3 separate regions of the Mus musculus genome follow, and regions 1 and 2 are each linked to region 3. A link is a loop called in an ENCODE intact Hi-C map of the cell type or tissue named here. Cell type or tissue: heart. All regions are shown on one strand.

What was found. Hi-C counts contacts between places; a loop is a spot of excess contacts. Peaks named below come from ENCODE experiments on the same cell type or tissue, not always from the same donor. Only the 100,000 strongest peaks of a DNase experiment are listed, where the experiment ranks them.
Region 1: a loop joins it to region 3, with 2.6 times the contacts of the local background. A loop is called at or near these places in 6 of 42 quality-filtered maps.
Region 2: it touches region 3 in a loop (3-fold over the local background); 6 of 42 quality-filtered maps call a loop at or near these places.

The regions. Positions count from the first base shown.
Region 1 is chr11:90,387,571-90,395,570 of GRCm38, forward strand. It overlaps Hlf (hepatic leukemia factor), which reads right to left and starts at 3,347. Exons shown (of 4, transcript NM_172563.3): 1 at 2,680-3,347; 2 at 216-551. The coding sequence starts at 2,794. In heart, a CTCF peak has its summit at 3,466; DNase peaks (open chromatin) are centred at 291, 2,111, 2,681 and 3,381; H3K4me3 peaks cover 4,151 bases; H3K27ac peaks cover 1,996 bases; H3K27me3 peaks cover 1,524 bases.
Region 2 is chr11:90,413,730-90,421,729 of GRCm38, forward strand. No RefSeq gene overlaps it. Among named protein-coding and RNA genes, the nearest start is that of Hlf, 27 kb to the left of the region's middle. In heart, no CTCF peak of the experiment used is centred here; DNase peaks (open chromatin) are centred at 3,522 and 4,352; H3K4me3 peaks cover 1,081 bases; H3K27ac peaks cover 1,067 bases; H3K27me3 peaks cover 264 bases.
Region 3 is chr11:90,613,434-90,621,433 of GRCm38, forward strand. It overlaps Stxbp4 (syntaxin binding protein 4), which reads right to left. Exons shown (of 18, transcript NM_011505.2): 4 at 5,750-5,882. Among named protein-coding and RNA genes, the nearest start is that of Stxbp4, 21 kb to the right of the region's middle. In heart, a CTCF peak has its summit at 3,237 (motif pointing left); no DNase peak of the experiment used is centred here.

The sequences.
Region 1 (8,000 bases), 230 kb before region 3:
AAACATCAGCTTCTTAAGGGCAGGTCCATAGAGTATTCTAACTGGCTCTGCAGGTGAGAGCTACGCATGCTCTGAAGGAGGAAGGCTCCTCAGAACAGGAAGAGAGGGCTCCTCTCTAGAAATGTGTGTTAAGATCTCCAACTCTTGCCAACCTCGCTCGCCCCACTTCCGTCTTGTCCCCCACATCTAACACGGGTGAACCTTCCAGAATTTACCTGGTCTGATGGGGCTCTGCATACAGTTCGGAGACGGGATGCCCGGGTGGAGGGGCGCTGTGGCCCGGCTGCTGAGATCCATGACCGAGGGCGCCGTGGAGGAAGCTGGTTGCAAGCCAGGGGGGTGAGGGCTGTGGTCGTGCTGCGACGGACTCGGGGGGATGCCATTCTCTGACAGGAATTCCTCCAAGTCCATGTATTCCAGCTGGAAAGTATCTCCGTCATAGGGAAGGGTTTTGTCCCATAAGGTGGGTCCCAAGAAGGCGGACTGGGGGACGGTCGGGCTGCTGCTCTCATCGTCCAGCTTCTTTCCTTTGTCTTTTTCTTTACTAAATGCTGAAGAAGAAAAAGGGAAAGGTGAGCTTTGTTTTTTTTAAAACAGAAAAGAAAAGGGGTCAGTCTGTCACCAGCCTTCCTGCCATCGGTTACAAAATGACTTCTGGGGGCACCGAGGCCTCTGGCTGCTGCCTCTGGTAGATCTAGAGTTTCGACATCTTCCTATTTACTTTGGAAAGAAAGAGCTTTCTGGTCTGTAGGACAGGACGGGGCTACCGACTGATCTGGAATGAAAACAAGAGAATAATCCTTCCTCGGTGTGTTATTTGAAGGGCTAAGTCACCGAAATCTATACTGAGAAAATAACACCGGAGAATATATACAACTGATGGGATTTTTAAAGGGGACCACCGATAACTTGGTATGATTCTACCTTTTAGAAAGTGATGACCGCAAGAATCTGAGGTCATTCTGACTTACAAACCAGGGTATGCAAGCTTAGTCTTAGTAAGCAGTCCCCGCCCCCACCTTCCCTTAATACTACGCGTCGTTTCTGCGTTATTCCTTTCCATGTATTATCTCAATAAACGTGCAAGCCTACAATTATCCCCCATTTACAAGGAAGATAAGGGTGCTCTCTCACCATAGAAGGAGACTGTGGGGGGAGGGGTGGGCAGGCCGGGGTGACGGGGTAGAAATGAAGTACTTTCGAACTCATCCATTTGCTTAGAACCCTCAAGAGGACTAAGTCTGTTTTAGAAGGTGGATTCTTTTTCCTTTTCCCCCCAAACATTTAAATATTACCTAATTTACAAAAAGAAAGCAAACATTTATGTACCCCATCACAAGGCAGTACTATGCAAAGGTGCTGTGTTCTACTCTCTGAGGGTAAGAATGCAGCTATTTCCTGCCTGGAAATACAGCACCCCCGGATTGGTCTTTACCGAGCTGTCTGCATTTTGCCAATATTCAGGTGTGGGTGGAATCAGGGATTAGAGAATTTGATTCTGAGTTTTGTTTTGTTTTGTTTCTCATTAGAGAAATGTAGTCCCACCGCCACCCATTCGAATCTTCAAATCCTCCGCAGTCTCATTAGAGTTAGGCTTAAAAACATCGACCACAAAAGCCTAACGCATCCGCAGATTTCTCCCAAATGCTACTCCTTAAGAAGCAGTGCGGGAGGGTATTGGGGGTGGGGGGCGGTCTGCACGCGCAATCAAGCACCAGCAACTCTTGCAATGCAACAGGCGTTCTCTCCCAGGGAAATTGATGCAAACACCCCGAAGCTATTTCCAGCCAAATAATCTTTTCAAGAATTTATGCAGGAGCAGCATAATTCGCTTCTGTCACTGTGATAACACCAAAGGCAAGAAACTGCACCGGCCCAAAACACAAATCCGTTCTGGCATCAATTGCGTTCCCAGCTAGGTCTCACATGCATCTACCCCCAGCCCCCCCCCCACTCCCCACCATATCCCCCTACCCGTCTCCTTAGCTCCAAGCCACGGTTGCCTAGGGAAGGTTTGAGACTTACCAAGAAAGGGCTCAAGCCAGAGGAGGCTCCTGCACGCGGTTACACGTGAGCCTGCTCAGCTCTCCCCTCCCACCGGGAAGAGAGCACCGGGAAAGTGTCAGCGCTGGAGGCGTGCACCGCTTCCCGCCGACAGACCACTCCCCCCACCCCCACCCCGCTTTGTGAATTGCGGGTCTGCGGGAGAAAGCGCCTCTCCGCTCATGCCGCGTGAGTTCACAACACAAAACACTAACACGATCCGAATATTCAGGCTGCCGCCGAGTGAGAACCCCCATTTACTTTGACCCCCCCCTCTCTGCCAGGCTCCAACCAGCCACCTCCCGCCCTTTCTCCTCTCCAGTCCCAGAGACACTAGTCTCCCAGGGAAGCGCACACCCTGTCACTCAAAGCAGCGATCCTGACCTGTCAAGTTCACCTGTCACCTGCGCTGCAGGAGGACAGACCTAGAAAGGCAGGCGAGCCAGGTTCCCAGCGCTATTTCAAATGTTGCCCCGGAGGGATCCCCTTTGCATTGAGGAGAAAGAGGGAGTAAGCCCCCCAATTTCACTAAAGCAAGGCGAGGGGAAGAAAGATGCTGGTGCCCTCCCAGCCGACTAGGGGGGTCCCTGGGAGTGTAGTCCCTTCCCTGAGCCCAGCTGCCGAGGCAACGCTCACCGTCTTCAGGATGAAGGGGGAGCTTCAGCGGGTTCTCCAGCAGGGACCTGAGCACGCCGTAGGGAGGCGGGATAAAGGTGGGGTTCAAGGGGAGCTGTCGGGACATTTTCTCCATCGTGATGCACTCAATTGTCTTTTTAAAAAGAAGGCCAATCGCCGCCCCGAAATGTTGATGAGCTTTGTTTCCTCCGTCCTTTGCCAACCAAAAGTACTCGCTTTCAAAACAGTGCAGACAAGGAAGAAAAAAAAAAATCACTTCTGTCTTTGTAAATACATCAGCATACAAATATCAAAAAAAAACAAAAACAAAAACAAAAAAACTTTCGTGTTCTCAGTGCCGACAGTCCAGGGAAGGCGCATCTAGCGCCGCGGACTCCTCCGACCCAGTGCAGGATGCTTTCTCACCTGCCTCCAACACTCAGTCTTGCAAAATGTTCAAAATTGCAAGGAGGTGGGGGGAAAAAGGAAAGAGAGAAATTTTGAAAACGTAGACGGCTGCAGATGAGCAGAAGGCAAAGCGCGGGCCCCGGCCCCTCGCGCGAGCACCGGAGGCTGTGCCGTCCCGCCCCACCCCCCTCCCCGCCGCGGCCGCTGCTCCCCGCGCTCCGCGGCCCCGCAGCGCCGGGCTCAGCGCATCAGGCAGTCCATGTGCCGCTGCCCTGACAAGAGTGACGTCAGGGCCCGCACCGCGCGCCGATAGGCGTGCAGGGGCGGGGCCCAAATCGGGCCCGCCCATCCACCCCGCCCCCCCAGGGCTGCGTGTGTAGCATCGCCGCACGCGCTGTTTTTCCGGCCCTTGCGGCGTTGGTGGGCTGCGAAAAGCACAGGTGCCAGATTTCCTGCTTCACTCTCTGCCTTGCGCTGGGAATAACGCGCGCTAACTCTCACCCTGACTCCTTTTGCACGCGAGCCCTTCCCCCTCCGTTCCCCCCCCCCGCCCCCCAGAGCAGAACAATGAGAAATTCGTGTCAGTGGTTTGCAATGTGGAAATAAATTGGTGATTTTAAAAGAAGATGATTTTTAAAAGATGGCCAAGTGGCATTCCGGACTTAAATTAGAACCCCCAACCCCCGGGGCGATGTCCTGGCTAGCAATGTTTTTTAAAGCTCCCCAGGACAAGTTTAGGAGATTTGGATAGACTTGAAGCGAATGACTTCTGGATATTTCTCCTCCTCGCTCCTGGTGAGCTTAGTACTTTCCTTCTAGCCCCACTGCATATCCGACCTAAGATATCAACTTTCCTGAATTCCAAACAATGTGCAAAAACGTAGAATGGAGACAGGAGCTGCAGACTGAAGTGAACTGTCTCCCACGCTGTCCGAGGGAATTAACAAGACAGACATTTGCTTGCAATGGAAGGAAAGCAGGAGAGACTTAAACACAAGGAATGAAAGTTAGGAGTATTTAAAAGGCCCAGCATGGCTGTAATTAGGCTAACTTAGAAGGTCTGAATACTAATTAAAATAAATTTGTAAACTCTTTGTTAAAAGATTAGGGGAATCTTGTTTGTGGCTGCAGCACATCCCTCTGGCCTTTTGAAGGCTGTGAAAAGGCCAGTTTTTTGACCTTGCTGCTGAGGGTGTGGGGGAGAACACCTTGGCGGAGTGGATGGATTGGAATGTAGGCATTCTGCCTCCCCAGCCAGGAGAACTGAGACACACGAACCGCATCTCCACGCTTCTCTTTCCACTTTCCACCCCCACCCACCCACCAATTACACATTTCTATCCAGCACTAAGTCCCCCTGACCCGTGGAGGAGCATGTGGGATGGTTTTTGCAGTACTGATGGTTGAATGTATGGCCTTACCCATGTCTAGCTAGTTCTATATCACAGTGAGCTGTCTCCTCAGACCTGTGGGGAAGGGTCTGCAAGAAGCTTTTCAATGAGGCAGAAAGGCTTTTGTGAACATAGACTGGGTTCCTGGGGTGCAAATATTACTGGGATGCCCCTCCCCCACCCCACTACCAAAAAATGAGAGATAAGAAAGGAGAGAAGAGAAATCTAAAATTCAGGAAATTCCGGACCCTGGCCAAGGGCACTGGAAGTTCATGATAAGTAGCCCTGACTCTTTCTCTGAGCAGAAGTTTCCGGGTAAATGGACGGCTGGTCCCGTGGCCTTCATTTCCTCCTGCTAACACCTGGGCAAAGTGAATGGTAAGATGACATTCTGAGATGCTCTTGTGATGTCAGATCCCAGAAACATGAGCCCTGGGGTGGATGCGGTGTACATTCAGTGAGCACCACTGCATGCCATTGACTGGGCTGGGGCTGGTGAGATGATGGATGGATAAGACCTGGCTATACCAGGGAAAGGATGCCATAGAAGCACACAAAGTCTGGACTCCAAAACCCAGTAACAGAGAGAGCTGACGTGGGCATCTGTTACTGGAAGGAGAGTGCAGAGAAGCGCCTGAGGTGAGCTTGGAGCCAGTGGTCCCTCATAAACTTCCCAACCCTTCAGTCGGTTTGCTTCTCAGAAAAGAAGGGACTCCGCTGGAAGCTGAAGAGATTATTCAGTGGATTAAAGAGCACTTGGGTCATAAGAATGAAGATACAAGCTTGGATTCCCCTGCATCAACATGAAAAGGGAGGGAGGGAGGAAGAACAGCCTCCAGCAGCAGCAGCATGGGCCTGTAACCCCAGCACTGGGGAGGCAGAGATAGGGAGATCCTAAAAGCTCACTGGCTGCCAGCCTAGGCAATGAGTGAGCTCCAGGTTGAGTGAGAGACCCTGTCTCAGAAACAGAGAAGATGCCCATGTTAATCTACACACACACACACACACACACACACACACACACACACACAGGAGAGCTTCTGTGCTCTTGTCAGAGAGAGAGGAAGGTTTCATCTTTTAACTTTTTTTTTTTTGGAGTAATTTTCTCTTTTTTTTCCATTTTTTATTAGGTATTTAGCTCATTTACATTTCCAATGCTATACCAAAAGTCCCCCATACCCACCCACCCCCACTCCCCTACCCACCCACTCCCCCTTTTTGGCCCTGGCGTTCCCCTGTACTGGGGCATATAAAGTTTGCGTGTCCAATGGGCCTCTTTTTCCACTGATGGCCGACTAGGCCATCTTTTGATACATATGCAGCTAGAGTCAAGAGCTCCGGGGTACTGGTTAGTTCATAATGTTGTTCCACCTATAGGGTTGCAGATCCCTTTAGCTCCTTGGGTACTTTCTCTAGCTCCTCCATTGGGAGCCCTGTGATCCATCCATTAGCTGACTGTGAGCATCCACTTCTGTGTTTGCTAGGCCCCGGCATAGTCTCACAAGAGACAGCTACATCTGGGTCCTTTCAATAAAATCTTGCTAATTTCCCCACAGCCCTGTGAACCCATCCACAAGGCGATGTGCAAGCACACTGACTGGAAACAGGCAGAGGATTCCAGGCATAAGAAAGGAGGCCAGTGTGATGATCCATTAGCACAGCCCCAGGGCTCCATGTTCAGAGTTCTCTGCCTTCCCTCTCTTCCCCATGTTTCCACATAGGAAACTCATTGATTCAAGGAACCTGCTTGCCTGGAGCAATCATTGTCCTAAACCCCAAGAGAGCCTAAGGCTGTGGTTTTGTAGTAGTTCTCATTGCGGAAAATAAACTGGCTTGGTGACTGACTGCTCAGTCCCTTTATTGGTCTTGGTCATCTCTGGATATCGGCGACCTGAAGCCCCTACTCCCTTACTACACTGACTCGCTCTTCCCTCTGTCTTCTCTACTTCAAGGGTGTGACGAGTGTTCCAGAATTTTAATTATAGGAGAGAATCCCTCGTAAGCGGACTTCCTGGAACTCCACCTCTTCCAAATGTTTCAGCTCTTGTTTCTGAAATGTTCATTCCTTGACACACACATGTAGGAGCTGTGATGGAGGGGTGCTCGCCATCATCTCTGCATTGTGTTCCCTTGTGGGTTTCTGTGATGGTCTCCATCTGCCAGGAAAGGTGGCCCTTGAGTCCTGAGGCTGATTCTTAAGTGAATGCAGAGTGGCAAATCACCATGAAGGTTGACCTGCATCTACACCCTAAGTTACCAGTAGCAGTTGCCCATTTTTGAGCTCCTTCCATGACATGCTATTGTTTGGTTTGGTTTGGTTTTTTTCCAGACAATTCCATAAAAAGACGATCACCCCAGTCTTCTGTTGGCTGGGTGCTTGCATGGCTCATCTTTCTCCTCCTCCTCCTCCTCCTCCTCCTCCTCCTCCTTCTTTTTCTTCTTTTTCTTCCTCTTCTTCTTCCTCTTCTTCCATGTAGTTAGTATCAAGGTCTCTCTCTTCTCAGTTGGCCTTCCTTGAATGGTTTTCTCAGCAAAGTAGATAAGCCCCAACATGCTGTCCCTGAAGCCTTTACTTGCCTGATGTCCCATCATTCAAAATTAGGGGTGTGGCTAAGACTGAGTCAAGGAGGGAAGGGAGTACATAGGACATGGAGTAGTTCATTGGCAACAGCCAAAGGATCTGTTTATCACATCCAGTGATTCTGGTTTCATATGAAGGCATCAGGGAAGTAAAGAAGCACTTTCCTTGGATCCTTTGGCTGCCAGTTCAATGAGTCACTAGTTGAATGTATGGCTTGTTGGCCATTCTAAGCAATGATATATGCAGCTTCATATGTGAGATGCAAAGATAAAGCAAACTGAGCTCAGCCTCAGTGTCCTACACCGGGTATAACCACAATACCCATCTGTCTTCATTCATGATGTTCATTTCTGGGCTGCTCTTCCTTCCTGGCCCCATCTCTGAGTCCCGATGGTCAATGACGGGACATCCTTAGAGTTTGGAGGACTTTGTTGATTCTCTTTCCTCCAACCTTTCAGTGTGTGGTTCAGAGAGGGAGGAATAGAACAGACCATAGAAAGCAAGGTTCCATGCTGGCTGTAAGGCCCTCTTCTCTGATTTTGGAAATTACCCTTATGTGTGTACATACAACCAGTGGTTTCTACCTGTTGTCCTTTCAAGAGACTTAACTGTACTGATCAGTAGGGATGAGTTGGGGCCGTGCAGAGGAATGTGACAGGGCAGGTGGTGGGAATCAGCCATCCTGCCTCTGAAGGTCTGCGGAGGGTTTGTCCTATGTGAGTAGTGGCTATGTTTCAGTCTCCTGATAGCTGTGAAATTTAGCTCTGTGCACAATGCCTGCCCTGCTCCTGTGCCCTCCCAGGGCCTGGGAACCTGTGCATTGGGAGGACTGCTCTGAGATTATGAAGCGCATTGTACAGTGGAGCCAAAGCTCTAGATGAACCTGTTCAGCCTGTTGCCAATTTAGCCAGGGAATTAATTCCACAGTGAAAAGCATTGAATTGCCAAAGCAAGGGTCATTT
Region 2 (8,000 bases), 200 kb before region 3:
TTCAACTTATATGGTCAAGTCTTACAACATTGCGTGACCATATTCCCAGGGAGACATGGGAATATTTACTGAGCCCCAGACAGGGAATTAATAGTAGACCAATTTAAGGACAATATGAATGGCCATTTTGATGAGCCAGTGTGTTCTATGGGGGTTACATACAGGAGTATGTATGAGGGTTACTTACAGAAATGACTAGAAGACAGCTGGATTACTAAGGCCCACCCCAACATGGTGATACTTCATGAAAGCTAGGCAACCTGCAGGCAGGTCAACAGGTTGGGGAGTGCCTTTCCTGACAGCTCAATTGGTCTGAGCCTTTTCCAGGAGGCTTGGCTAATTGATCTCTCTTTCTTCTAGGTAGTTCCTCCTTACAGCTTGGCTGCTCTGGGAGAGTCTCTCAGAAGTCCTTGCTGCTCATCTGTGGTTGAGGAAGGAGGAAACCCATGAATCTGGAGAGTTTCAATGGCTTCAGAGCACTTTGTTCTAACTGCCCCCAGGAAAATATGGGTACGCTGTACATAGCCTTCATCTGCATGGAGGGAAACTTTATCATGTTCATGCTCAGAAAGAAAAAGCCAGTATTATTATTCAGTTGACATGTAGACCAGGGCACGGCATCAGGGTGACTTTGTGGGTAATAAATAACAACAACAAAAATATCCTACAGATGGAAACAATAAATAGTATGTGTTTGACTCAACCATCTGTGAGTGTAGTCTGATGGAGGAGTGGCCTTCTCCACCCCTGCTTATTAGGTCAGTGGCTGGGCTGTCCTCCCCACCAGAGCAGGAAAATGGCATAAAGGACTATCCATGCTTCTTTGGCTGGCCTCAGTCACAGACAAAGTACAGGGCTAAAGGAAGCCCCGGAACGTTGCTGCCTTAGCCAGCCATTGTAAACGAAGCAGCAGCAACATGAGCAGAAATTCACTGGACACTACTGTATGCGTCAAGCCAGCCTTTTCTAAGAGCTGTTGCTGCATTCCTTCCAAATCCTCATATGGAGAACAATGATGTGTGAGGAGAGATGGGAACTGTGGAGACAACTTAATGGTCCACCGACAGATAAAGGGATAGGAAAGATGTGGTCTGAGCATCTGGTAGGATAACTCAGTAACATGTAACAAGAAGGAAAATCTTCCATGTGAGAGGACACAGATGAGTTGAGGACGTCACACTCAATGAAATGAGTTACTCTCAGAAAGGCGCCAACTTCCCGGCTCCACATCTACAAAGCATCTACAACGGTATAGAATCTGACCGGAGCTGGTAACCAATGAACATGGAGTTTTAGGTAAATGAGATAGGTAATCTCCAGAGAGCTGTCTTAGAACCCTATGCAATGGGGAATGCACTGTAAAACTTAACATTTCCTATAACTGATGAATTTTATGTCAAGGGTCGATTTTATTTTTATGACAATAAAAAATAAAAATAATTAAAGAAAAAAAAACCTAGAAAGAAATAGAGTGATAGGCACTACCCTGCCATACTGACTCAGGTTGTCCACGGCAACCCCTGAGTCTGAGGGGAGGTAGATCTCCCTACCCACTCTGAAAGCACAGGATGGATGGATAAACAAGATGTAGAACTGACGTTAGGAAAATGTCCATAATGTGGACCACAGCCTGAAGCTACTCCCATTTTCCTTAATAGTGCAGGATGTTGCAGGCAGAAATCACACATTCAACGGCATGTGGCTCCTTCAGTGGCATTGTTATCTTCTGTCACAAAGGTCTCTATGTAGCACTGGCTGTCCCAGAATCCACTCTGTAGATCAGGTTGTCTTTGAACTCGTCAAGATCAGCTTGCCTCTGCCTCCTCTACTGGGACTAAAGGTGTGTGCTCCAAATGTTCTTTGAATGCCATAATATTTTCTCTTTGTCCAGGGACATGGCAGGCATGCCTGGGTTTGGAGATTATCAGATGCCTGCCCAGCCTTCTTCTAGTACATTGCCTAGATGCCTCGGGGTCCACTGTAGCATCCCTAACATTTGTAGTGAAAAGTTAAAACAAATCTGGAGTGTTCTCTGAGTGTTCCTGTGCTAAAGGTTTGATTGACAGCCTGAGGTGCTATTACCATGGACTAGAAAGGAGTCAGGTCTTGGTTGTGTGTCCTTGAAGGGCTCTGGGAAATCGTATTTCTTCCTTTTGCTTTCCAAACTTAGGTCCTAACCCTAACCAGCTGTGTGAGGAGAACAGTATCCCCCTCGGGCACCCCTAACCTTAAGGTACTATTTTTTGTTTGTTTGCTTTTGTTTTCTGGGACAGGGATTCTCTATGTAACCCTGGCTGTCCTGGAACTCACTCTGTAGACCAGGCTGACCTCGAACTCAGAAATTCGCCTGCCTCTGCTTCCCGAGTGCTGGGATTAAAGGCGTGTGCTACCACTGCCTGGCTTAAGGTACTCTCTTGCCACATGCCAGCAAGTCCAAGTGACCATGCATCTGAAACTTTGGAGATGGCAAGCCACAAATAGAAATTTTTCCTTTTAAGTTGATTCTCTGCAAAAATTTGTCACAGCAATAGAGCGCTAACACATCTTGTCACTTGTTGTGACTTGGGGGGAATCTGTCATCTCTGTTATTCTTGATTCACAACAAGGAGTTCATTCTACTTGCACCCCCTTTCCAGCCCCCCAGTCATAATTCCCAGTATGGATTAAATGAACTGATCAGACATTTTTTTCATTTTCCAAACTTAAGCCTGATTAGCCTTGCGGTAGCTCACAGAACTTAGAAATGCCTGCATTGTGATTTATGGCATTCTTATAAACCTCACTAGCTCTAGTGGATTTTTAATAAATAACTGGCAAGTTACCACTTGAATGCTATCTTATATCTTACAATAATTTAATGCTAATGTGTAAGAGTTAACAGTAATACTCAATATTTGCTATTTTGGTACTACTTAAGAAAATATTTGATAGTATCTATCAAAAAAAAAAAATAGCCGGGCGGTGGTGGCGCACGCCTTTAGTCCCAGCACTTGGGAGGCAGAGGCAGGCAGATTTCTGAATTCAAGGCCAGCCTGGTCTACAAAGTGAGTTCCAGGACAGCCAGGGCTATACATAGGGCCGAGGAGGTAGCTTAATGGTCTACTCCTTGTTTACTTAGTATAAGTACCAGGTTCCATCCTCAGTTCTGAAAAGGTCACAAGAAAGTTGCATGTATTTTTCATGGCAATCTGACTCACAGGAGTTTCCTAAGACCAAGGAGAGAAACACCATGGCCACGGACATTCTTTTATAGCCAGCTTAGAATCACAATCACAAAAAGAATATACATTTCAGCCATGCGCATGGCTAAGACAATTCTAGTAAAAACTCCCCAGGGAAATATTATGCAACCATTAGTAGTTCTCTTTGTTTGGAACACTTTCCCACCCCCTCTGCCTAGCGTCTCTGCCAGCTCACTCCCACTTAAGCCTTCAGAACTCAGGGTACCCACCCCTGCACTTGGACGCCCCTCTTCCCCTACTTACATAACTCCTGGGCACACCTCAGTCAAGAGATTTATATAGCCTGCTGCATGGTAACCCATTGATTTGGCCTGTCAGTCTCTCTTCTGGATCGCACTCATTGAGACAGAGGTAGCATGCAACAAGTTCAAAGTCAGAGGGAGAAGGCGAGGGAGGAGGGGGTTGACTGGGAGGAGAGCAGTGAGCAGGATGCAAAGTGAATACGTAAAACATAAAATAATAATAATAAATCAGAGAGGGGGCACAGGAAGCAATTACTTCGAATGCGTACCATTTGGCTTCAGCTGTCTAAGAACTGGGTTCACAGCCCATATCCACCCCTGTCACAACCCTTTCTGCCCATCACCCCACTTCTTCCACAACCTCCTATAGAAAGGGGAAAGTGTGCTTTGGAATGGGAGTTTTCTGAGGTTAGTGGGTGGAAGATTAGAAAGGGGGACTGTGAGACATTCCTGCAAAATTCCATTAACCTCCTTTGTATTTTCTTTCAAACTTTGTTTACCCGAACATAGGAGTTGCCCTCAGGTACTGGGGCAAAGGATTGCAAAAGGGTCCTTGAAACTGTTTTCACTTCAGGGTGACCCAGGTTTGCTCTTTCCTTGCAAACGGTGTTGTAGATGGAGACCAGTGGAGTCAGCCTGCCTGTGACATGCGTTCCCAGGCCACTTTCCTCCCCACTCCAATTTCAAGCTCTGCTCCTAGTCACATCGCCCGGCGTTCGCTTCTGCCCGCCCGACTCCCGATCAAGAGCTCTGAAGGGAGGATAACCTACAAATCCTCCCGCGGCTGGCCCGCCCCTGCCCGCGCCCGCCCGCTCCCGGCCCCATCACGTTGACTGCCGAGCGCATCTCGGCTGCGCCCAGGCGGGGAGGCGCCGAGGGTAGCTAAGGGGAGCGGGTCACGTGAGAGGAGGAGCCTGACCTACTTTCAGTGGCGGGAGGCGCATGCGTACTGGGCTCCTGCGCTCCGGGCGGGAGGCTCACGTGGAATCGCACGTGCCCGGGCGTCCGGGACAGGGCTGCACAGCCCAGGGGCTGCACTGCAGGAGGAGCGGGTGCAGATCGCGGGGTGCGCGGGTGCTGCTTTGGTCAACGTGGATCTGAAGTTTGCAGCGTCAGATTCAGCTCTTCAGACTTCAAGGACTTTTAGGAGTTTCAACAGCCCTTGGAAATCTGTAACTCGGAATTTATCCTGGGAATTGAGGCCCCCCTAGAAGCATCATAACGCCGCAGCCAAGGCAAGGGGGTAAAATAACCTAAATGCCTGAGACAGCGTCACATCAACGAGCTCAGTTCATGGAAACGAGGAAGATGGTTGGACCACACTTGGAAAGAGCAATAACTGGGAAATAGCTCTGTAGACATCCAGGCAGGAAAATCCTCAAGATATATTTATGTGCTTTTAATCCTTTTTAGGGAGTAGGCGGGCAGCAGTTTGACACTGTAGCACAACACATGGCCTCAAATTAGTGGCAATTCTGCCTCAACCTCCTGAGTGCTCAGATTATAGACCACCACTCCTGGCTCCATTAAGCGACCGTTGTTTTTTCATTATGCGACTAAAAAAAAAAAACCCAACAACTATAAACAGTGTATAAAATGTTAGCACTTGTATGAAAGATTACACCCACATGAACTCCTCAACACCCCTCCCAGAACCCACTAACTCTAGAAAGGTAGAGAAAAGATTTGGGAGGCTGAGAACAGAGGTTTAGTGACTACCAGTGCTGGAGTAACTTAAATTTTGTACCTTATAGGACTAGCTTGCTTTTAGCATTTAAAGAACCTGAACAGTTTAACTGTATTGGGTGCGCAGTTTTGGGGTTTTATGTGAACCATTTTCATCTCCTTAACAATATCTGCTTCATTGCCAGCTCCTCTCAGCTCGGGTCTGAATGGCTATAAAGCATTCTGATAATCTGCACGCGAAGTTTTGAGCTCCTGAGTTAAACTACCTGAGTGTCTCAACACCTTTGAGAGCCTCCCAAGTTGGGCCTATGGGGTGGGGTTGTGGGGAGGGGCATTACCCAGGGATTCCCAGAGATATATATTTGCATAATAAAGCTGTTTCCCACCTGCTATTAGCATTCACTCTCCCAATGACTCTGCTGAGTCGTTAGTAAAGAGGATTTTAAGTTTTGTGGTTACTCTGTACTGGCTGGGGTTGTCTGCAAAGAACAGAAAATAGACCAAGCAAGACCTCTGATGAGGAAGCTGCAGAACTAAAACACATAGTAAAACAGCCATCCTGGGTAGTTTGAGTTATCAGCAAAGCAGTGCAGGGTAGTTAGGGTTCCTGTTACCCATCAGCCAGAGCTTTCAGCGGCTCCAGCCATGACACATTTTCTGCACTGTTTCTTTCCAGAGGCATCAAGCCTTCCCCGTACTCATTGGCTTGAGCTATGGCTAATGTGCACGTCTGAACCCTCCGCAGGACACATGAGTAGGACCTGTTCTGATTCATTTGGATTAATGTACTAGCCCCTGAACTTTGGGAGACGGAGAGAAGACAGACCAAAGATAGGAGAGGTGGGCAGACGGCCGCTGTGTCCCTCACACTACTACTGCTATTCCAGGAGCGGTGGGATGAACTGAAGGACAACGTGTGTCCTTCTGCACATTGGCAGCCAGCGTATTTGCTGTACGCTTCTCCAGTTTAGCATCAGAACAGAAGAACTCCTCTGCTACTGAAAGCACCACCACAGACAGGAGAAATCAGCATTGCTGATTTGACAGAATTCTAAAAAAAGGAAGTCTGCAGACACCACGGTAGAGATGCGGTTTCCTTGATCTACCCGTACAGTAAGCAGCCAGTACCTACTATATGTAGAAGGACAAACACTTTTGGAAAATAAAAGATCGGGACAAAACAAACAAGGAGACAAACAAGAAGCCCAAAAGACATCCATGACCAAGTCCCCAAACTCAAAGGGAGTACAGTCAAGTAGATAGCTCTTGGCAAACAGTAAAGGATTGTAGACAGCAAGCGGCTAAGAGCCACTGTAGAAGCGACTGCCGTGTGGCATATGTTCAGAGCACAGGCAGAGACTGGCTGAAGAAGACAGTCAGTGGGTGTGGGTCCTGAAGGCAACTCCAAGACCATAGTACACTGAGGGCATCCTAAGTGTGACCCGACGGCTAGAGACTCAGCCCCTTTTCTTTGTATGTTTTTTCTTTTCTTTCTTTCAAAAGTCTTTCTTATCCATGGTGTTATTCTCTATTGCAAGCCTTGCTTTCTGAGCTGTCAACACACATGTGGATTTATGTGGATGATCTGGAAAGCTGTCCGTTTGATAATCAGGCATGTGTGTGTAAGGATTTGTGAGTCTGGGACGGGATTCTCCAGCAATTGGTCTCTCACCAAGATCAAGCCTTGCAGAGAAAGTGGTTTTGATAGTCCATCTTCGTTATCATCTAACTGGATTTGGAATCACCTAGGAGATACACCTATGGGTGTGTCTTCAAGGGTGTTTCCAGAGAAGTTTTATTGAGGAGATGAGACACACCCCTCCCATCACCACCAATGTTTTCTGTATTGTTCCATAGGCTGGAATTCTAGACTGAATAGAAAGGGGAAAGGGGAGGGGGTAGAGGAGAAAGGGACAAGGGAGGGAGGGGAGGGGAGGAAGGGGGAGGGGAGGGGGAAGAGGAAAGGGAGAAGGGAAGGAGGACAGGGAGAGGGAAGTGGGGTAGGAGGTGGAGAGAGAGACAGGGAGAGGGAGAGGTAGTGATCTGAATGTCCGCATTCATCTTTGTTTCCTGGCTGGGGACACTGTGTGACTGGCCACCCCATGCTCTTGCCACCACTATTTTCCTTTCATGATGGACTGTGTTCCTTCAAGCCCAAATAAACCACAACCTCTGTCTGTCTGTCTGTCTGTCTCTCCCTCTCTCTGTGTGTATGTGTGTGTTTATGAGTATGTATATGCATGAGTGTGCACTCCCACACAGTAGTCACCGGAGAACACTGGGTGTCCTGCTCTATTACTCTCTGCCTTATCCCCTTGAGGCAAGATCTCTCACTGAACCTGGAGCTAGGCTGGCAGCCAGCAAGCCCCAGAGATCCTCCTGTCCCCACCTCACCATTGATACCTTAAGTGTTAGAATTATGGCTACACTTGGCTTTAAAAAATTAAGATTGACCAGGCGTGGTGGCGCACACTTTTAATCCCAGCACTTGGGAGGCAGAGGCAGGCAGATTTCTGAGTTTGAGGCCAGCCTGGTCTACAAAGTGAGTTCCAGGTCAGCCAGGGCTATACAGAGAAACCCTGTCTCAAAAAACCAAAAACAACAACAGCAACAAAAATTTGAGATTGATTTATCTTTAATTTTGTGTATGGATATTTTGCTTTTGTGTATGTTGGTGTGCCATGTACATGCAGTACCTTCAAAAGAGTACTTCAAAAGACCTCCAGAAGAGGGCGTCAGACCTCCCTGGAACTGGAATTATAGATGATAGCTAGCTGCCATGTGGGTGCTGGGCATCAAAGCTTGGTCCTCTGCAAGAGCAACCAGGCTC
Region 3 (8,000 bases):
GAAAAGTTTAATTTCTGCTCTTGAATTAGAGAATTTTGGATGGAGCCAACTCCTGGGAATGCTTGGTATATGCCTTAGCTTTCCGAGCCTGTTCGAAGCTAACTGCAACCCCCCTTTTCTAGCTTCATTCTACCTTCCATTATAGCATACAAGTTCCTCAAGCTTTTCAGAGGACGGTCCCCAAACCAGCTAATGTTTCCAGGATTTTATACATGGCCACTCAACAATGCTAGCATCTACCCTATTTCTCTACAAGAATAACCGTCACACCCCCACCGCCAGGCTCAAATGCTATCTTTGCTGAACAAATATACGTTATTTCCCTGTATTAGAGCACTGACTTTCTACTGTCCCCTTACTCACACCCAATTCTACCCTCTTCGAAACCAGACATCTTGATACTAATACAGCTAACTCTCAGACTATTCGCTCACTCCTATGGTTGGCTAGATCAGGGCATCATGGTTGTTTCCCCTGCACACTGCAAAAAATATAACAGCTCACTAATAAATGAATGCGGTCCAGGACAGAGCTCTGGGAAATCATCACGCTATACCATAATGGAAACAATAATGACATCAAAGAAGAGCGTGACATTGCAACGTGAACTGTCTTGGCTACTGCTCCCTCAGTGTGCACCAATGGGACTGGGCTCTGTCTACCAGAAGCTTTGCCCTCCCATGCATCCAAATGCTTTAACCCTAGTTCAGCAATGTGTTTAGCATATGCTCCAAGGAGCTACAATCGGAAAGTGAAATATGGCCCTCCCCAGTTTGTGACCATTACTAACGTGGGCACTTATGTCAGTGGCACCTTTGTCTTTACTTACAAGCTTGACATAAATTGTTCAATCGATCAAACGTAAAATGACAAATAGCTGTATGAGATTATGTCTTTATGTGGCGAGGAAGAATGCTGCCGAGGATACTATGGCAGTGGCTCAGAGGGCCATTGCAATTTCAGAGGCAGGAGAGGAAATATACTCTTCCAGGCAAACAGGCAGAGTACATAGCTACATGTGCATGTTCTATAGAGAGCTTTTCTATGTATTTTGAACATGTCTTAAGGATCAACTATATGCAATACACAAAGTTCCTTCAAATCAACACAGAAGCGTTCTTCTTTATGTTACTAGCAATGAGAGAAAAACAATCATTCAAACAATTTAAAATGTTATCAATGCTCTGATACACAGGGCTAAGGAGATGAACCTTGGTCTGGAAGGAAGCTGGTGGCAGTGGATAGTGGAGAGAACTGTGACAGAATGACTGTGGCAAAGCCATTCATTAATAGTATCTGAGTGACTCCCACTAAGGGAATGACGATGATGAAGAAATCGGATGGAGTCTTTGCCATCAAGAGGTACAATGAGCAATGGTTAGACTGAGCTAAAGCGATCAGGGACACAGATGCACCATTAGACACCGAGTCAGCTGATAGGAAGCACTGGAACAAGAACTAGCCACACATACAGGAAAAACAAAACCTGGCCTTATCTGCACTTGCACCGGAGGACAGGAAACAAGTCCTTTGCCAACTGCTTTATAAACTGATATCTGGAACAGTAGAATGAGAAGGAGGCACTGGTCCTGAAACAATATACCTAGACCGAGATAAGGAAGGAATGGCTCTTTCAGAAAGAGGGAAGACAAGCTTGTAAGGGTAGAGCTAGAGAAAAGAAGAGCTGAAGGCAGAAGCAGTCTACACAGGGGCGTACAGGTTACTAATAATACTAAGGTAGCTTTGTGGGAGAGGAAATAGGCAAGGTGCATTAAGAGTAGATAAAGCTACTGAGAGTTGCAACAAAAGCCAATGACAACCTAAAGACAGAGCCTAGAGAGATGGCTCAGCCAAAAAAAAAAACCCCACCTTTCTGCAAGCAGGAGAACCCTAGTACAGACCCCCATCACACACATAATAAAGTGTATGCAATTCCAGTGCTGGGAAGGCAGAGATAGGCAATGGGCTCTAGCCAGACTAGCTTAATTAGCCAGATCTAAGAGCAGTAAGAGACTTTGTCTCAAAAATTAAGGTAGAGAGTGACAAATAAAGATGGTTGACATTAACCTTGGCCTCCATCATTTTCGTGTACACATACATGTAATTGTACCAGCAAATATACACACATGTGCTTATATCAGACAGACAGACAGACAGACAGACACACACACACACACACACACACACACAAGCTTGTGCATGCGCGCGCTGCCTGACTGATTAATGGGTTTAAGAGACAGAGAGTAAAAAGGTCAGCAGTATATACTAAGATAACTGGTACATCTTAATGATATGGGAGGAAGGACATGACTCTGAACAGCCATTGAAAAGAGGCCGTTGTTTGGGAAGAAAGGAGAGGAAGGTGCGAGGTTAAGCATCACAGATTGTGCCTCAGAAGTGCTGCACCTAGGACCCCTCTAGGAGAACTAAGTGGAGATTTGTACCAGGAAGTTAGAGCTGATCAAGGGAGTGCTGAGGTTAGCAAGAGGCTTAAGGCGGCCTCGGAGGGCTCTAGACTGCCAGAGACCAGCTCATGCGGGAGAAAGGGCTTTCAGATCCTCGCCTCTCCTTACTCAGGACCTGTGGGGCTGTTCTCAGTGTATAGCTACAAGAGCTAACAAGAATTCTGCTACAGAACACCTGTCGTCCTCTTCGGGCATCCATAGGTACTACACACATTTAGTCAAGACATAGAAAATCAAGTACAAACACACACACACACACACACACACACACACACACAGACAGAGAGAGAGAGAGAGGAGTTTTAATAAATTATAGTCAAGTTAAAGGACACATAAAATTCTGAAAATAACTAACAATTGATCCATCTGCCAGCCTGGGCAACTTATCTATCTCTCTCTCTCTCTCTCTCTCTCTCTCTCTCTCTCTCTCTATCTATCTATCTATCTTGTGTCTGTCTATCTATCTATCTATCTATCTATCTATCTATCTATCTATCATCTATCTATCTATCTATCTATCTTGTGTGTGGTTGACTCCCAAGTGTGGTTGAAAGCTTAAAACAGAATCAAGGTCCCTAGTAGCATATTAGTATCAAAACCAGTTGCAGTAACATTGCATCTGTTCTGTGTTTACTCACAGCATTCCATCTTAAGGAATATTAAAATAAACATAAGGAGCCAAGGATTATTTATTCTTGTACACTTTTTGTCTAATTGGTTTTCTTTTGCACATGACCTGAACATTAATAACTCCACACTGCTCTCTAGTGGTGAATGAAGAAAACAATCCATCAGAATGGATTTTGCACACCTCAACTAACAAGAAAAGGTATATATCAGCCACCAAATGCAGACACTATTGCATATGCCAGCAAGATTTTGCTGAAAGGACCCTGATACAGCTGTCTCCTGTGAGGCTATGCCAGTGCCTGGCAAATACAGAAGTGGATGCTCACAGTCAGCTATTGGATGGAACACAGGGCCCCCAATGGAGGAGCTAGAGAAAGTAACCAAGGAGCTGAAGGGGTCTGCTACCCTATAGGTGGAACAACAATATGAACTAACCAGTACCCCCAGAGCTTGTGTCTCTAGCTGCATATGTAGCAGAAGATGGCCTAGTCGGCCATCACTGGGAAGAGAGGCCCCTTGGTCTAGCAAACTTTATATGCCTCAGTACAGGGGAACGGCAGGGCCAGGAAGTGGGAGTGGGTGGGTAGGGGAGAAGGGTGGGGGAAGGGTATAGAAGACTTTTGGGATAGCATTTGAAATGTAAATGAAGAAAATATCTAATAAAAATTTTTTTAAAAAAAGAAAAGGCATATATATCATGAACATAGTTTCTTAATTTGCTATGGTTTACTGCAGATAAAGCCATTTAAAATTACTGCTTTCAATTTATTAGTCTAATTTTAAATATTTGTGGAAATAAAAAGGATAAATTAATTGTTCCTTGTTTTAAAGGTAGACCTGTATTATTTCTCAGGCACCTTGAACTATTCCTGCACCCTACCCCAAGTATATTAAGCAGCAAGGCATGGTGACCTGTGCCTTGAATAGTGAACATTTGGAGGCTGAGTTAGGAGAATCGACATGAGTTGGAGTCCAGTGTGGGTGACAAATGAGTGCCAGGTACACCAGGATTAAAACATTAAAGTCTCTGTCTCAAACAAGTAAGCAGGCAAGCAAACAGCTTAAACTATACTAAATGCCCCATATCTTCCCTTCTCCCAGCCCACATCTCTAAGCTTTAAAACTGAAATGAGAGTGAACCTCCGACTTCTTACCAAAAGGATTGGTGGGAGGGGCTTCAATTTGTTTATCTTTAACATTAAATTGTCTTTTAGCTAATAACTTAATTTGAATAGCTAAAATATATCTATCATTGTATACCTTAAACCATTAATAACTTAGAACTTAAAAAGTGTATTGGAGAGATGTTCAGTGTCTCTATTGCTGTGAAGAAACACTCAAAAGTAGCTTGGGGAGGAATGGGCTTACTCGTTCACACTTGCGGGTAATGTCCATCACTGAAGACAGTGGTGGCGAGAACTCAAACAGAAAAGGGACCTGGAGGCAGGAGCTGATGCTGAAGCCACAGAGGAGCGCTTCTAACTAGCTTGCTCCTTACAGCTTGCTCAGCTTGCTTTTTTACTGAACATGGGATCACCAGCCCAAGGGTGTCCCTACCCACAATGGGCTGGACCTTCATATATCAAACAGTAATTAAGGAAATACCTTAGCTTTCCTACAGCTGGATCTTACAGAGACAATTTCTCACTTGCATTTTTCTCCTCTCAGATTATTATATTGTGTCAAGCTGACACAGAAGCCTTGTGAGATGAACAAACCTGAAACAGCTCAGTCATTAAAATGATTTTGGTGAAACTCACTTTTTTTTTCCATAGGGAGGAAATAAAAACCCAACTGAAAAGACAAATTGTTTTCAGGTGTCTGCAGTGGGAGAAGGGTTAAAGTGGGACTATTTATTTAACAACCACCCTCAAGGAATAATGATAAGAATAAGCTTGTAAGATCCTTTATCATGATAGCTAGGCTAATATAAATAAAACTGCAAAGAAATGATAATGCCAATAGCATAGTCTATTGGCGCTATGGAGTTTTGTTTAAACTTTGGTCCAGCAGATAAAGAACCGGATGCTGTCATACACTTTCTGTACCAAGGATGAGACGAAGGAATGGAGGCCAGGCACGTCTGCTCTTAACTCTAGATCTTGCTCTTATGCAGATGCTGAATCTCCAAGTCAGTGAGAATTAGTGCAGATCAGGAAATGAGACAGTTTCGTTTGTTGCTTGCTTGCTTTCTTTTCCCTCCCCCTCCTCCTCTTCCTTCTCCCTCTCCTCCCTCCTCCGCCTCCTCCTCCTCTTCTTTCTCCTCCTCCTCTATGTTCTCTTCCTCCTCCTCCTTCTTCTCCAGGTCAGGTAACCAACTTGATCCAAACTCAGCAGGTACATTGGCAACATGTCTGCAGATATACCTTCTTTGGACTCTGCTTCACAGATGAGTTCAACAGCATATAACTAAGCAATATGCAACCTTTAGTTAGAGTTATACATATAGTTAGACATACTTGTTATCTGCATACTTGGAGAATTTATTTTTAGGGCAAACATCCTTGAGGGTAAAGGTCCCCTTGTATCTTTCATTGAGGACGTTAAACTTATATGAAAAATTTACTGATGAAGAAAATACGAATCTTGGCATCGGTGGGATTTTGTCATTACTGGCTTTTGGGGGGTGTGGTGGGGCATGTGGAGTTGTTTACCTTGTAACAGTCACCTCCAGGAATGACTTCGTGAATATACACCAGCGGTCCTTCATTCCTGTTAATTCCGCCTAGGATCTTCAGACCTAGACCTGTTTCCTTAGTAACTGTAATCACCCGAAAGGCAGGATCCCTAGGATAAAATATATTAGCACTAACAGGTTAGACTAGAGATCTGTATATAGAGTTTTCTATAAGCTATTTATTAAATGAAATTGTCAGACCTAGTTAACCCAACAGTTTAATGTCTACGATCAAGGATACTTGAAGCCTATCATAGAAGTGAAATGACATTTTTATCAGCTTTTTTACTTCTATAAACAATCAGTAACAGCAGCAGCACTAATGTCTTAGGAGTACGGACAGGTTAATGCTGCTTTGGTAAATTCAGGGATTCAGATAAGTGATGAGATTTGTTTGGTTTTAGTTGTTTAGAAGGTTATAGTAGAGACTCTAAAACCAAGTGTGTTAACATACAGGTAAGCAGCTTCATGTCTGTAGGTAGTTAAAGCAAAATACATTTACTCCCATGTGAATCTCAAAAATTATCCTTTTAATTTAGAGAGAGGATTTTACTGTTACAAAGCATTTGCTTTAGCTGTGATTTCTGGCACACGAGAGAAATGCCATCAAAAAGGAACTCTCGGAATAATTCTACAACAGGTATGTATGCCAACAAGCTATAGTTTTGAGCACGCTGGTCAAACAAAACTTAAAGTTAGAAATGAGTCTCAGCTGCATGCATCCACATTGTTTACTGAGACCTCTGCTAAGAGATATAAACATAAAATGCTAATAAATGTAGTATTTATATTATCCTCTGTTCTAGCTGTTTTCACACACACGCACACACACACACTTTCATTTTAGGCTATTCTGGAATGTGAAATCATACATACATTCATACATACATATCTCTATATATTTCTGTATATGCACATATATATGCATTTTCTTAGGCAAAAGGGAGAACTAAAAAAGATCAAAGACTAACAATGATTATCTACAGGAAGACTGAGGGCACAGGAAAGGTCAAGAATTAGAGGAGCCCTTCCCTGTTGAACCTTGCAAGAGATATGTTAATATATGTTTACAAAATATTTACCAGTTTCTCTGGTTGCTATCTACATGCTCCTTGGTAGGGGTCTTTCTAAAAGTCACCAGTCATTATCTTTACTCCCTGAATTTGGACTTGCCTATTAGATTACTTTAGTTCACAGGATACCAGCAAAGTCAAATGTGAGGAAGACAGATATTCATAAAACATTTATGCTGCCTGCTAGGAGCCATTCTGCTACTGTTTGACAAGGCCCAGGTTAGCCTTCTGAAGGACGAAAGGAGAGGTAGAATTCAGCTGCCTGGCCTTCTGAGATGAAGTGTCACACACTGTTAGGACATCTATTGCCAACCAGAATTTCTCAGTCAACCCACAGAACTATAGGAAAAAGAAAGTCTTACTGTTTTAAGACATTTGGGAATAATTAGTCAGAAAAAGCTAATCCTAGATAAATTTAAAAAAATGACAGCAGATTTTTCAAAGAAGCACAATTTGTAGAAGGAATTTTAAAGAGAATGCAGGCAGAGTTTGCTCTGTGTATTGGTTTACAATATATTATGGTTTGGAGGTGTCCCTCAAAGACCTGTGTTAAAAGGCCTGGCTACTGAGAGGTGACTGGTGGTACCTGAAGAGGCAGGGCCTAGCTCCAGGGCACCAGATCACTATGGGGACGGCTATGAATGGGACACTGAGAGTTGCTTCTTGGCCGTTCTGCAGTGAAGAGACCAGTCAACACATGATGTTGCCGTGTCCCCACAGCTCAAAGCAGGAAGTATAAGGCCCACTCAAACCCTGAAAATGGAGCCGAGAGTCTCTCGAGTTTCACAGGTGATTATCTCGGGTGTTGTTATCACAGGTATAGTCGTCTCACCAGGACTCGCCAGAGTGCCAAGAATGCAATGTAGTACCTGACTCTACTCAGTATTACTCCCTGTCTTAGTCAGGGTTTCTATTCCTGCACAAACGTCATGACCAAGAAGCAAGTTGGGGAGGAAGGGGTTTATTCGGCTTACATTTCCATACTGCTGTTGATCACCAAGGGATGCAGGACTGGAACTCAAGCAGGTCAGAAAGCAGGAGCTGATGCAGAGGCCATGGAGGGATGTTCTTTACTGGCTTGCCTCCTCTGGCTTGCTCAGCCTGCTCTCTTATAAAACCCAAGACTACCAGCCCAGAGATGGTCCCACCCACAAG